Linked DNA regions of Homo sapiens: region 2 is linked to region 1. The links are chromatin loops, found by intact Hi-C in ENCODE. Cell type or tissue: gastrocnemius medialis. All regions are shown on one strand.

Region 1 (8,000 bases):
TAGTAGACATTTCCCTTTGGTTATCTCACAAGCACATGGTATTTAATCTCCAAAATGGAGCTTTTGCTCTCCATCACAAGCTGCCCATCCAACCAAACCTCCTCTTCACCATGCCCTCCCCATCTCAGTAAAAGGCACACCCTAGTTGTGAAAGGCAGCCTGGAAAACAGCCCTGGCTCCTCTTTTCCCTTCCAATCCAATTCACCAAAACATTGTCAGTTCCGCCTTACACTTTCCCTTCTCTGCATCTTTTGCCACAACCTGGAATAAGGTAAACTGGAGTGTGCATTCATCCATAAAGATCTTTTAAGATACCCTTTGGACACAGCTTCCTAATTCATCTCCCAGTCTCCTCTGGCCCCTCCAACCCACTGTTTACTTGGGTTCTTGGTTAGCGCCCCCTGCAACTCCCATGTGAGCATGAACAATAATGATAATAATTCTGATATATGCTCTGTACTATGGTGGCCACATACGGCTTTTGAGCACTTGAAATATGACTAGTTTCATCTAAGAGGTACTAAGAGTATAAAATATGCAATGGATTTCAAAGATTTAGTATAAAAATGTGAAAACATCTCAATTTTCCTACTGATTATATGTTGAAATAATATTTTGGACATAATGGGTTGTATAAAACATATTAAAATTAATTTTATGCGTTTTTTACTTTCTTCATGTGGCTATTAGAAAATTTAAGATTACATACATAGCCTGCATTGTCTTTCGTAGAAACACTGTCCTGAGCATTTCATGAGGGTACCAGCACCATGTCCATCATCTTTAACCATGTACACAGTAAATCCTCACTTAATAGTGTCAACACGTTTTTTCAAACTGCGACTTTAAGCAAAACAACATACAGCAGGTTCTTGAATAACACCATTCCATTATAACACTGATGAGGCAGACAAAACTGGTTCAGTTCTATGTCATTTTGCTTAAGTTTGCAGCTTCCAAGAACCTGTTAATGGTGTTAAGTGAGGACTTACTGTATGACCAAAGCACAGGAAGCGCTAGGACTGGCACCGGGTAGGCACCCAAGGTATCTGCTGAATGAATTAGTGGCCAAAAATTGGTATCATTTACATACATTCACTTATAAACAAAACATGAAAAATTTAATTATTACTTGAAGTTGAATGATACTTTAAAAATACAGTTGGAATTAAGAAAACAACTCTTTCAGTTTAAACTCTGGATACACACGCATTTTAAGAAATAATTTGAAGGCTGGGCACAGTGGCTCACGCCTGTAATCCCAGCACTTTGTGAGGCCAAGGCGGGCAGATCACTTGAGGCCAGGAGTTCAAGACCAGCCTGGCCAACATGGTGAAACCCCATCTCTACTAAAATTACAAAAATCAGCCAGGTGTGGTGGTGCGTGCTTGTAATCTCAGCTACTCAGGGGGCTGAGGCACGAGAATCATTTGAACCTGGGAAGCAGAGGTTGCACTGGCCGAGATCCCGCCACTGCCCTCCAGCTTACATGACAGAGTGAGACCCTGTCTCAAAATAATACTAATAATTTGTCTACTTCTTCAATGTGCAGGGTTAATCACATTGTAATTTATTCTTCTAACTTTTCATCATGAAAGTTTCTGTTAGAAAAGAAAGAGACTGGAGAACACTACAAATTCAATGTTAACCCACAAAGAACTTAAGAATTTTGAGTTATCAACCCTTAACATATTGTTCATCACAACTCCAAAACTGGCAACAAGAGAAGGAAAGCCAGCAGACAGCACGAGGAGAAAACAAGTAGACAATAAACATGAAAAAACTAACAACAGCAAAATCCATGCTAACGATGCCCTGCAACATTCTGAACTGCCAGTGAGGGCGTGATGCACTCAAGATGACCAGACTGCCACTGGCCTCCCGTACACACAGAAAAGGAAGGCGGCGGAAGTGCCTTCCAAAATGAACCCTCACCCTTCAAGTATTGAACAGCTCTGGTCTAAATGAATTTCAATGTGATTTAGGTTAGAAGCCCTTAAAAATTTCAGTTTAGCTCCACATTCAACCTCCAGAGACAGATCACAACCAAAGAAACAGCACCATTTTCAGATAAAAGTTTTAGGCTGAGCACAGTGGCTCACGCCTGTAATCCCAGCACTTTGGGTGGCCAAGGCAGGCAGATCACGAGGTCAGGAGTTCAAGACCAGCCTGGCCAAGATGGTGAAACCCTGTCTCTACTAAAAATACAAAAATTAGCCGGGCGTGGTGGCACGTACCTGCAGTCCCAGCTACTTGGGAGGGTGAGGTAGGAGAATTGCTTGAACCCAGGTGGTGGAGGTTGCAGTGAGCTAAGATCACACCACTGCACTCCGGCTTGGGCAACAGACTGAGACTTCGTCTCAAAAAAATAAAAAAGTTTTAAAGTGAAAGTCCAACAAAGTGTATTCTCCAAGAGAAACTTCCTCAAGATCCAACTACCAGTGCACATAAAACAGAGGCTACACAACACTGTGGGGAATACCACAAAACAAAAGAGCCCAGTCCTCCCACAAATGGAAGGCATGGTGGGAGAAGAGCAAAAAATGAGGAACCCATATACAAAAAAAAAAAGGTAGGTCTTATTTGGATCCTGATTTGCCACTGCCAAAATTAGAAAATCACACAAAAAAGTTATCACATGAAACTAGAACTTTCAAGTCTAAGTATTGAATAATATCAAGCAAATGTGTGTTCATTTTATTTTTAAGATGTGAGGCTTTGTGGTTGTTACGGTTAAGAGTCCTTATTCTCTGAGAACATATACTAACATATTTATAGAAGAAGCAATAATTATTTGAATATCTTCAAAATATAATGGACAAAATTGACAATAAAGAAAAAAAGATTTAATAGAACTCCTTCACCTCAAAAGACAGAATGAGGACCCACAGAATAGGTAAAGATATTCACGATATATACATCTGACAAGAGATGCCTGTCCAAAATACAAAAATCCTACTAACTGTTGTTTTAAAATACATCTCAGCTGGGCACAGTGGCTCTTGCCTATAATCCCTAGCACTTTGGAGGGCCGAGGTGGGAGGAATGCTCAAACCCAGGAGTTTGAGACCAGCCTGGGAAACATGGCAAAACTCCAACTACAAAATATACAAAACTGAGCCGGGTGTGGTGGTGCGCGCAACTGTGGGCCCAGCTAGCTACTCAGGAGGCTGAAGTGGGGGGATCCCTTGAGCCAGGAAGGTCAAGGCTGCAGTGAGCTATGATCGCACCACTGCACTCCAGCCTGGGTGACAGAATAAGACCCTGTCACTTTTTTAGAAGTCCACAATGTGCCTCTCTTCTAACAAACAGAACATGGCAAAGCTAGATGCTACGTGACTTCCAAGACTAGGTCACAAAAATGATAGCTTCCACTTAGGGGCTCTTTCTCTTGAATCACTCTCTCAGTGGGAAGTTATCACCATGTCCTGAGAACAGGAAACTCAGACATCCCTGGCAAAAGCCGATGTGAAAACGACCTGAGGTCTCCCACCAACAGCCAGAACCAGAACCTACTTGCCAGGCATGTAAATGAGCCACCTTAGAACAGATCCTCCAGCGGATCCATGAAGGCTTCAGAGGGCTAATCACACCCAAGCCAGAAGCAGACAACCATGCCACTCCCAAGTTTCTGACTCCCAGAAACTGCAAGATAATGTTTATTGCTGTTTTAATCCACTACGTTTGGGGATAATTTATTATGCAGCAAAAAATAGAAAGGTAATAAAAACAGAAAAAAGATAATAGAAAAAAAAAGGCTTAAACATATGTTTCATAAAAAAGGATATCCAAATGACCAATAAACGTATGACCTCACTACTGTAAATTAAAATTGCCCTAAGTAAGACATCTCTACACAGCTACCAGCATGGCTAAAATGAAAAGGATGAAATACTGGAGAGGATCCAGAGTAAGTGGAACTTTCACACACTGCTGATGGAAGCCTAATTTGGTACAATAGCTTTAGTAGATGCCACTACTATACATATACCTCTATGCCCTAGCAATTTCACCCTTAGGTATACTGAACAACAGAAATGCATACGTATGTTGTTGACCAAAAGATACAAACTGAATGTTCAGAGCAGCAATATCTGTAACAGCCCAAAACTACCATCTATCCAATGTCCATCAACAACAGAACAATTTCATATGACAAAATTTTGTGAAGCAACAGTAACAAATAATCAACTGTATGCAATGACTTCAGTAATTTTACAAACAATGCCAAGAGAAAGACACAAGAGTACCTACTGTAAGACTCTATTTAATAGAAACAAAACTGGGCAAAACTAATCAGTGCTGTTAGCTGTTAGAATACCGGCTGCCCCTAGAGAGGGTGTGACTGGAAGTGGACACAAGGAGACATGTGATGGCTGCTTGCCCAGGTGGATTTCAGCTTATGAAAATCTGCTTATTGTATGTACTTTTCCGTATTTCTATTGTGATTCAATAGAGTTTTTAAATAGTAATAATATAGAAGAGAAGTGGGAAATGGGGAAGTTAAGTGGGACAAGACTGGCCTTGAGTGTATGGTTGTTAGAGCTGGGTAACTGATAGTTTCATTATACTGTTCAATTTCTGCATGTCCAAATTTACCCCTAATAAAACAAGTTTTAAAATGTATTAACATAAAACTGACTGGAACTGCTGGTAAAATAGCAACTGGGGTAATTTTTCTGGCCACTGATAACAAAAAGGTGTTAAAATCTATATACCCCTTGGTCCAATTATTCTTTTATTCTAAGGTGTTTATACTGAGCACAAAGTCATATATAATAATGTCCAAAGAGCTTATAATAGAAAAAGAAATGTCTAAATATAGAGGAAGATGACACTGTGGGGAAAACCACAGAACAAACTATCCAGGTCATCCACAAATACATGGTTCCTAAATATCCAACAATAAACAACAATGATCTCATCTGAACCAAGGTTCTTTTATCTATCCAGTGAAATAGTCATTAAAAATGAGGCAATCAAAACTCAGAAAAAAACACAGGAGTTAATCTTTGTGGCCACGGATTAGGCAAAACTTTCTTAGATATGACACCAAAAACACGAGATAAAAGAAAAATAAGATAAATTGCACTTCAAATTAAAAGTTTTCATCCTTCAGTAATAACACCATCAAGAAGTGAAAAGAAAACCCAAAGAATGGAATATTGACAAATCATATTTCTGATAAAAGATTTATGTACAAGGTTGGGCGCAGTGGCTCATGCCTGTAGTCCCAGCATTTTGGGAGGCCGAGGCAGGCAGACCATTTGAGCCCAGGAGTTTGAGACCAGCATGGGCAACGTGGTAAATCCCCGTTTCTACAAAAAATACAAAAAAATCAGTCAGGCGTGGTAGCATACGTCTGTAGTCCCAGCTACTCAGGAGGCTGAGGTGGGAAGATCACCTGAGCCCACGAAGTCGAGGCTGCAGTGAGCAGTGATCGCAGCACTGCACTCCAGCCAGGTGACAGAGTGAAACCCTGTCTCAAAAGACAGGAATACAGAGGCCGGACGTGGTGGCTCATGCCTGTAATCCCAGCACTTTGGGAGGCCGAGATGGGCGGATCACGAGGTCAGGAGATCGAGACCATCCTGGCTAACACGGTGAAACCCCATCTCTACTAAAAATACAAAAAAAAAAAAAATTAGCCGGGCGTGGTGGCGGGCACCTGTAGTCCCAGCTACTCGGGAGGCTGAGGCAGGAGAATGGCGTGAACCCGGGAGGCGGAGCTTGCAGTGAGCCGAGATCGCACCACTGCACTCCCGCCTGGGTGAAAGAGCGAGACTCCGTCTCAAAAAACAAAACAAAACAAACAAACAAACAAAAAAATTAGCCGGGCGTGGAGGTGGGCACCTGTAGTCCCAGCTACTCGCGAGGTTGAAGCAAGAGAACGGCGTGAACCTGGGAGGCGGAGTTTGCAGTGAGCCGAGATTGCACCACTGCACTCCAGCCTGGGCAACAGAGCAAGACTCTGTCTCAAAAAAAAAAAAAAAAAAAAAAAAAAGACAAGAATATGGAATAATTAAGAAACTCCTACAACTTAGTAATAAAGACAAACAACACAATTTTAAAATGGGCAAGCGAGGCCAGGCACAGTAGACTGCTGTAATTGTAATCCCAGTACTTTAGGAAGCCGAGGTGTGTGAAGTGCTTGAGGCCGAGTTTGAGACCAGCCTGGCCAACATGGCAAAACCCCGACTCTACTAAAAATACAAAAATTAGCCAGATGCGGTGGCACACACCTGTAATCCCAGCTACTCAGGAGGCTGAGGCACAAGAATTGCTTGAACCCAGGTGGCAGAGGTTGCAGCGAGCTGAGATTGCACTACTGCACTCCAGCCTGGGTGACAGAGTAAGACTGTCTCCAAAAAAAAACCAAATGAGGCAAGCGCAGTGGCACACATCTACAGTCCCAGCCACTAGAGAGGCTAAGGCAGGAGGACTGCTTGAATCCATGAGTCCCCGTCCAGCCTGGACAATACAGAGAGACCCCGTCTCAAAAAGGAAGGAGGGATGGGAAGGGATGGGAAAGGCTGGGCATGGTGGCTCACACCTGTAATCCCAACAACTTTGGGAAGCCAAGGCGAGAGGAGAGAATCACTTGAGCCCAGGAGTTCAAGACCAGCCTGGACAACGTAGTGAAACCTTGTCTTAACAACAACAAAAAAAAAAAAAGAAAAGAAAAGAAAAACACAAAAAAATTAGCCAGAGATGGTGGCATATGCCTGTGGTCCCAGCAACTTGGGGGGCGGAGGTGGGAGGATCACTTCAGCCCAGGAGGTCAAGGCTATCATGCAGTGAGCTGTGACTGCACCACTGCACTCCAGCCTGGGCAACAGAGTGAGACGCTGTCTCAAAAAACAAAAGTGCTGGCATGGATATGACAAAATCAGAATCCTTACACATTGCTGGTGGGAATGTAAAATGGTGTAGACACTTTGGAGAATAGTCTCACAGTTTCTCAAAAGGATAAACACAGAGCTCCATATGACCCAACAATTCTACTCCTAGGTATGTATCCAAGAGAATTGAAACATACTTTCACAGAATAATTTGTACATAAATGTCTACAGCAGCATTATTCATAAAAGCCAAAACTCAGAAACATCCAAGTATCTATCAACTGATGAATGAATAAATAAAAGGTAATATTCCCCACATAATGAGTATTATTTGACAAAAGAAAGAAATGAAGTACTCATACATGTTACACAGATAAATCTTGAAAACATGGCTAAGAGGGAAAAAGCTAGTCCCAAAAAAGGACCACGTTTGTATGATTCCATTTATATGCCCAGAATAGGCACATCTATAGGAACAGAAAGTACAGTAGTGGTTGCCTAGGTCTAGCGGGATGAGAGAAAAATGAGAAGTGATTACTAACAGGTATAGGGTTTCCTGTGGAATAATGAAAATATTCTAAGTGATTGTGATGACAGTTGTACAACTCCATGAATATACTAAAAAACATTAACTTGTATGCGTTAAGTGGGTGAGTTATGTCTCAATAAAGCTGTTACAAAACAATAATGCAATCTATATTTGCAAAGGAAGGTGCTAAGAAAAGATTGTTTTTTAAGGGTTTTAGCATCTGTACTTTGCTTTACCAAATGTATTCACACATTTGCATTTGACCCTCACAATCTTGTATTGTAAGTTATATCATCTTTTACAAATAATCTGAGCTGGAGAGACAGTAACTGATCCAGGTAACACAGTAGGGAAGTGGCTAGGGAAGAACACACAAATGCCACCCTATTTCCATCATGCTACTGCCTCCCAAATTATGAAAAGTAAACTTTATGGTACATCACAATGGCTACTACTTTTACAGAGGATCTCATATGTGCCAGGCAGTTCTTAAACATTTTTGAGCCTGGCACTTCACAGGCACTGAAATATTTATTGAACAATTTTCACTTATTTCTCATAACTCCATTTATAGCTGATGACACTAAGAAATTAACTGTATATTGTAAAAACAAACATAAAATTTGTTT
Region 2 (8,000 bases), 85 kb before region 1:
CTACATACTATTTGCCCATTTGTGTTCCAGAAATCATCTTATTTACATAGCCATAGGGCTATAAAAGTTGGTGTGTTTTTCTAAAAGAAAAATCAAATAATTTCAGACACAATTTGCCAAAAAAGGAAACGTTTGAAATTTGGTCTACAAATCATTCTAATGCACATGTCACTGTAAGAAACACTATGTGACCACTCTGTCCTCTATTGTGAATTATCTTTAGAGAGAGGTTTGGATTAAGCCTAGTTTAAAGTGATCACATGACATGGAACAGTCTGAAATTATAAGGTGTATCAGTCACCTCTGGACACAACCAACTTTATCCTAAGATCCAACAAGTGGTGACCACCCCCTCCCTCCTTGCCACCTCCTCCACCCCCAATCTACTACAGCAAAATCACACCAGAGGAAAACCGACTGATGAACACAAGCATAATCCTAGAAACAAAATGTTCAGGGACATTTCATTTCTTTTTTTAAAAAAATTAAGTCTTAGAGGCTGGGAAGAATATAAAACGAAAATAATTTCTACCCTACCTACCTTATGAAGAGAGTAAACGTTTGACTATTTATCCAAAATCACTCTGAAAAGTCTCTAACACTAGAAGACCCACAGAGGAGCCAGTTCTGTTTCCTTAACACCAAATCTAGAGAGTACCAGACTTGTTCGGGTTTTTAGTTGAAAATGTGGGGGGGGGGGGTGTTATAATGGACCCCAGGAAAATGTTGATATTCTAATTTAAAACAAGCAGGCCCAAAGAAGCAAGTGAAATCAGCAAGTATGTTCTTACGTATTAATCAGGAGTAAAGAACATATGAAGACAAACTAGTGCCACCTCCTCATTCTAACCCAAACAATAAATACAGTGACCAGAGCTGCATACAGATGAGACTGCCGTTTTCTGTGGGTGAGCCCATGAGGGGCAGGGAGGCGGCTGTTGGCTCAACTGAAGGCATCACTCCCACTGGCATTTGCTGGGAAGGAGGCAGCTGTAACTGTATTAAACCACCTTCTCCTTGGTTCCACATATGGGCAGAGCCTCCAGATTCCACCTTGCAGATGTACACTGCAGAAATGCCTCTACCATTAATTCCTGATTACTCATTCTGGTGGCAGGGAATTATGGCATGGATAATTATTGCAGATAATTTAAAAATAAACCTTATATTAGGCTTTGGAAGGTATCTATACTGCTTAGGTCTGAAGAAAAGCTCTATATGTCTAGTTTGACTAGACAGAGAGAACCCAAAACCTCCCTTGTCGCTCATGCAAGACAACAGCACACCCACTGCCCCTCTGCTCACTCCCACTTTTGTGCTGCCCCCTTTCTTGCCCCCAGAGGTGATATTAGATGAGCACATGGGGGCAGGGAGCAGGGGGCAGCAAGCGACTGGCTGTGGAATGGCCACTTGGTAAGGCATGGAGTGTAAACCAAGGCTGAGCACGGGGGTCTGGCTGAAAGCAGAAGGGTAGGGACAAGTCCTGGGCTGCTGAGCTGAGTTCTGGACCTATGAATGGACAATGACAGCCAGCATTAATATTAATTACATCAAAAAGAAATCAGTTCTTCTGAACTGCAGCTTTATCTTTTATGAGGCAAAACAGATGCTCAGTACCTCAAAGATCTGGTAAAGAACCATGAAGTGATTCTGTTGAGTAAGCAGCATGAACCACGCTCTGAGTTTATCTACAGATCAGAAATGTGGTCACGTGAGGGAAAAGTTCCCTCCCAATTGTTTTATTTTTCCCCTCCAAAAAAAAATTTTTTTTAAGAGACAGGGTCTTGCCATGTTGTCCAGGCTAGACTCAAACTCCTAGACTCCTACCTCCTAGTAATCCTCCTACCTCAGCCTCCAGAGCAGCCAGACTACAGGTGCATGCCATCGCAGCCAGCTCTCTCAAAACTGTTATACCTCTAGTGATCCTAATGTGATTCTCCTGGGTGTAAAGGGGAAGAAATATTCCCCAAAATGTTGTTATATTTTAAATGCTTCAAAAATAGAATGCAAATACTAAATATGAATGTATACATACATACATGTACATACAGAATACATATACAGATATATATTTATCTATTCATCCATCTGGAGAGATACATAGCAACTGACACAGACACTAGTAACTTCCATGCAATAATGCACAGAAAAAAGGAAAATGATCAGATGTAATCCTCATTAGTTCTAAGTCAATTACAGCTTCTAGCAAAGAACTTCACATTTCAAATCTCATTTTTACTAATAAAGCTACCAAAACTTACAAATATATGTAAGTGAAGACTGTTATTGTATCCTATTTAAAGGTATATAAAAAGTGCTTTGAACTCTGAGAAACCTATATCTGGAAAGCACAATATAGCTGTATAATTATTTTTAAAAAGCACACTTTCCTAGTACTGTCATCCTGGCCAAAGTCAGAAACTGTTCAAGTCACTGAGAAGTGAGCCAACCACTTTAAGCAAATCTCTTAACAGTAATGCCACCCAGGCAACAGAAACTACTGGTCAACTAAATGTGGCCTAATTGCCTACCAGCAAGCCCGTATGTGATGTGAGGTAGTGGGAAATGATGAGTCAGTGTTTCAGAGCCCATATGCGGCAGTCAGTCTGAATTCTCCAGACCTCCATGGGGGCCTCACCCTCCAAACTCTATAAGGCAGAATCAGGGAGGTGGGGAGTCAAACACCAGACTTTAGGAGACCAGACAAGGCTAAAGGGAGAAGCAAATGGGCAGGGCACAAACGCCTGGAGGCACTCCCCACTGGTGACGTGGCTGGGTTACCTGGTTAAATTATCTGCCCTGAGCTCTCTACATTCGGGGACTTTATCAACATGATGCCCAACCTCAAACGTGAATGAGAACTTGAAGTTCAAGTCTACAAACTAATATTCTGATCTTAATGGAGGCTATGATGAAACTCTAATAAATTAACCAAGACCTTTTTTGCATTCTCAAAATTTTAAGAAGTGCTTTGGAGTGTATTTATTTTCAAAATGATCCATGATTGGTTTAAACATGCAAAGAAAAATGTACTGGAAGCTTGTCAATCAGAAAAGAGTAATTATTCTTCCACTTTGAAAAGTTCATATGAAGTGGGTAAATTCTGCAAGCTAAGAGCTTGGCAAGGGCTGTTGTAAGTTAGTTTTGTGAATGAAATGGCTTCGTACGCACGTGAGCTGTCGGTCAAACAAACAAAATAATGTAAGAAAACTCTCCCCAGAACAGGTATGACCCTGGAACCAGATATCATGAGAAATAAAGGAATCCACTTTCCAAATGCCTAAATTTAACCAAATCTAGACTAAATTGACAGCCGAAGTTCCAAGTTTATCATTATTACTAGTAAGGTGTTCTTTTTCTTAAAGCTGTATTTCAACAGGTACAAAATTACCTTGATAATTTACATTTGATATCATCAAGCTTCATTCTAGGGGTGGACCAATGTACAGCACTCAGGTTCATGGCCAACTGGGTGGACTATTTCAGTACTCTACAGGTGCCTCAGTGGAGGGAGAGCCCATTGTCCAGGTGCTTCCTGGGACAATACCAGAGCGCTCTGGGAAAAGGGCTGCTTGCAGGCACGAGGGCTCACAATGAGCCATGGTGGGCCACCGCCACGGCCCGTGCAGCCTAATAGCAAGCCAAGGCAGGAAGCTGTGAGAGCTGCTCAACAGTGCCCCCTAGGGACTGGCTACTTCCTGACCCTAACCTCCGGAAATCTGCTGTCAAAGGCAGAAGTGTCAAGAATCAACAGAGAAGTCAGCCAAATGCTGAAATGCTACTTCAGACCTATTTGGGAAAGGTAAACTCTAAACTGTCTGAGTATTAAAATCAAACAATTGCTTAGCTCAACCAATACTGGAATATGACAGGTGTAAGACTTACAAGCCAAAAGACAGGGCCAGCATAAGCATGTGAAGCTTCATCTAAGACGAAGCTTAGAGACTAAAAAAAAGAAGCCAAGCAACAACATTCTGTGCTGGGTGGGAAGGTGTCCCCGTTAATTCTATTGCTGCACCAAAGCAACATGTAAGCCAAGGCATTCTGGTCCTGGCTAAGGACAACTTCTCCATATGAAAAGCTGATAGCCTGCAAAAGGGCTTCTGTTTTTCACTCCCATACCTAGTAGAGAAGTGAAATCATTTGTCACTTCTCCAAGAACTAACAATGGATGATAAATCAGTACATTTATTATTCATATCGAGGCTTTCCCCCACAAAGATTATAAGCAGGTGGTAAAGGGAGATGATAAATTCAGGGGCAGGCAGAGAGGGGTTGCAATGAATTACTTCAACTAAAAATTTACTTTAGATGTAACTATAATAGAACTTACATCAGGGGTATTCGTGAGAGTTTACTTTTACTTACATTTTAAACGTCTTATTTCTATTATTTTTACCAGCAGATCTCTACTACACAAATCTTTAAGCAACAACTCAACTATTGTAAAGGTCTGTGTAACAAGCATGTGTGAGATGCCTTCTTAACTATTCAGTTCATTCAAATCTTCTGAAAATGTACTTGACTCATCACTGTTATCAGGGATGGAACAATCCCTTGAAACATAACCAATACAAATCTATCTTTCATTTACCCAGCACTTCCTATTTTAAATGCTTTGGTCTAACTAATAAGTAACCCCAAATCACATTCTAATACATAATCTGACTCTGAAGCTGATTCATAAAAGGCAACTAAACTAAGCATTTAAAATAAAAACAAAAAGCAAAGCTTTAGGCGTGACTCACTTGCTGCAAAGAAGAATCCTGTGAGAAACCCGTTTCTTTAAAGTCAATTTCATCATCACTGGATGAATGAATATGGCAGGTTGTAACCTATATGCATAAAAATGTAAAAGACTATTTAACATAGAAAAGTTTTGGACATTTGTATCAGCATTTTTATGGAAAAATCACATTTAGTTTTTTTCTCAACGTGTAACAGAAAAAAATGAAAGTCAGTCACAGTTAAGCTGCCAAACCCGCCCAATGTGTCAAGGGCACCCTTCCTTCCCTCGGGCCAGGCTGCTGCCCTGCCACTCCCTTCTAGTTATTCCACTCCTCACTACTGACATCGCCAGAAAACAGACAAGAAGAAAGGTGAGTTACTCCATTTAAGTGATTTTGATAATCACCTCCAATTAAATGTTTACAAAAAGAAAGACAGAGGTAATGGCACAGATGAAACACAGAAACCCTTTCTATGTACGGGGCCTGCAGGGTCCAACTGCAATCCCCAGGGATTACCAGTGCGCCAGTGCGCCACTCAAAAGGTCAGGTTTAAATATAACCATTTCAAATTCTTGGACTTCCTGCCCACACTAAGAAAACCACTGTCTAGTAGTACTAAATGTGACTTGAGTCGACAGCTTCCCACTCACAAAAGACCCCAAATCATCTACCCTTGAAAATGTGCACCCTGCCCCCAGAACTTACAACCAACTTTCAGTAATTAAGCAAAAACACAAACATGAACTGCTCACCAATTCATCGTTAAGTGATTTTTATTAATTACAAATGTCACACAATATTTGGGGGAAGCATTAACAATTAGAAATCAGATAAACAAATAATTAAGTACAGCACTAATAGTAGTGATTGCTATATGGCAAGGGATAAACATGGACAGTTTGTAAACTTCTAGAAAGAAGTACTATATTTCTGCGGGTAACTTACACTGTATTCTCTGAGCTGTTTATTCTGTACTTTTCACAGAAGTGTTTTGGGCAGGGAATGTCATCTTAGGGAAGACACGGGCTGCTGCTACCTGCCAACTCATGAGGCTGTACCTAACTGGCCTGGTCTGTTTTGCGAAGTTGTTCCAACACTGGTTCAATAAACCCACAGTAGAATTCAAATAGGTCTGTATAGGGTATGTCTTGTAAAATTCTGAGCAAATCACTGCCTGAACAAGATGAATCTCCCTTCCTTTCCCCAACCATCTTTGGTAAAGACACCAAGCCTGGATGAAATTAAGCTGTGATAACCCAGTGTTTCCAGTTATTTCACTCTCCATCCTCTCAAAGGTATAGATAAAGCACTCCCATTCTGTTTGTGAATCTGGCCTGATGAAATCAAAGGTAGATTCCGTGATCAAGGAACGGCACCTGCTTGAGTCAAGAGTGGCTTTAGTGAGTTACTGGGTAAAGATGTGGGCATGGGGATGTTCCAGGAAAGCCTTGCCAGAGTGTAGAGGAGGAGTGGGAATACTGCTTGGTCATGGCAGCTGGCATCTCACAGGACTATGTTAAAGAGCAAGTCAAGTGGTTGTACTGCAGTGCACTCAAGAGGAGCTTCGGGCCACTTGGCTGGCAAGCCAGCACACATATCATGCTGGGCCAGTGTGTTTTAGGGGTGTAACCCCATGGTGGGGCACAGAAATAGAAGGCCATGCAAAGAACTGAGCAAAATAGGACAAAACAGAGTTGGCGACTCTTAGCCAAGTCTTGCTGTCTAAGTTAAAATAGGATTCGATGTATCCTCATTCACACTTTCGCTTTTTCCTACAAAATAAGATTTTAACACTCTTTAATTAAAGATGAGAAAGAAACTAACTTTTATTGAACTACTATGTGCCAGACATTGTGACCTCCCCTTCGCATGTTCTACTTAAACTGGATCCTCAAAGCAATACTAGAAGATATTTAAAAAAGCTTTCTCCAAAATGAAACTAGTTTTAGCAACTTATTAGTAACACAATGCACACACATCTTCATAATTACATTAATGGAAGATGTGAGTCTGATTCTACCTACACCATCTGAGTCTGAAATCATTAACAAAATGAGCTAAAAAGATGATCTACCTAGGCTGGGCGCAGTGGCTCACGCCTGCAATCCCAGCACTTTGGGAGGCCGAGGCGGGCGGATCACGAGGTCAGGAGATCGAGACCATCCTGGCTAACATGGTGAAACCCCGTCTCTACTAAAAATACAAAAAATTAGCCGGGCACGGTGGCGGGTGCCTGTAGTCCCAGCTACTCAGGAGGCTGAGGCAGGAGAATGGTGTGAACCCAGGAGGCGGAGCTTGCAGTGAGCCGAGATCGTGCCACTGCACTCCAGCCTGGGTGACAGAGCAAGACTCTGTCTCAAAAAAAAAAAAAAAAAAAAAAAAAAAAAAAAAAAAAAAAAAAGATTATTTACCCATGGGGGAAACTTGCTAATCAGAATCCCATTGGTTCATTATTCAGATGTATACAAAACTGAATTCCTGATCTACACTTCCAAACACACTCCTTTTGAGGCATCTTCAGCTCAGTCACTGCCACCTTCACTCTTCTTCAACTAGAAACCTCGGTCATCTTGTTTCCTCCAGCCCACCCACCATGTCCACTCTACCTTCAAAATGGAGCCAAAATCCCTCTCCAGACCCATCGCCCTTCACCAAGTCTGTTATCAGCTCCCCAGTGCAAGCCAGCACTCCCCTCACCTGGACTAATGTCACAGCTGGCAGTTCCCCAGTCTCCCTCCTCCTAGCTCTTGCCCCACCTAGCAGTCTGTTCTCAACCCAATAGCCACAGCCATCTTTTAAAAATATACATCAAGGTATGGCACTTTTTAGTTCAAAACCTAACAAATTCTCATTAGATCAAAATTACCATAGACTAAAAAGCTGTAGAAAATCTGGCTGTTTGGCGCCTTTCTGGCCTCAAGTCCTTCTGTTCTCTCCTTTGCTTACTGTTACATCCACACGGGACAACATGCAAGTCCCTGCACACACTAGGAACAACCCAAATTCGAGTCCTCTGCATTTTGCTCTTCCCTCTCCACTCCACAAATGCACCTTCCCAGTGAGATTTTCCTTGACACCAGATTTTAAACTGTACACCTGCCCCAAAGACTCCCTAACTCCCTCCCATGCGTTGGCTCCTTAGCACTTACCATCTGAAACACGCGCAGTCATGCATTGTTTCATGACAAGGATACATTGTGACAAAGGCAATTCTGTCATCATGCGAACATCATAGAGTTCACATGGTAGAGCCTACTGCAGACCTGGGCT

What was found. Hi-C counts contacts between places; a loop is a spot of excess contacts. Peaks named below come from ENCODE experiments on the same cell type or tissue, not always from the same donor. Only the 100,000 strongest peaks of a DNase experiment are listed, where the experiment ranks them.
Region 2: a loop joins it to region 1, with 2.2 times the contacts of the local background. A loop is called at or near these places in 2 of 110 quality-filtered maps.

The regions. Positions count from the first base shown.
Region 1 is chr11:68,494,858-68,502,857 of GRCh38, reverse strand. The region is part of intron 1 of PPP6R3 (protein phosphatase 6 regulatory subunit 3); the gene reads right to left. Among named protein-coding and RNA genes, the nearest start is that of PPP6R3, 38 kb to the right of the region's middle. In gastrocnemius medialis, CTCF peaks have their summits at 4,247 and 4,496; a DNase peak (open chromatin) is centred at 4,358; H3K4me3 peaks cover 1,396 bases; H3K27ac peaks cover 8,000 bases.
Region 2 is chr11:68,579,878-68,587,877 of GRCh38, reverse strand. It overlaps PPP6R3 (protein phosphatase 6 regulatory subunit 3), which reads right to left. Exons shown (of 24, transcript NM_001164161.2): 15 at 4,749-4,835. Among named protein-coding and RNA genes, the nearest start is that of GAL, 100 kb to the left of the region's middle. RefSeq lists an enhancer at 3,596-4,096. In gastrocnemius medialis, a CTCF peak has its summit at 3,675 (motif pointing left); DNase peaks (open chromatin) are centred at 3,632 and 6,217; H3K4me3 peaks cover 1,002 bases; H3K27ac peaks cover 6,184 bases.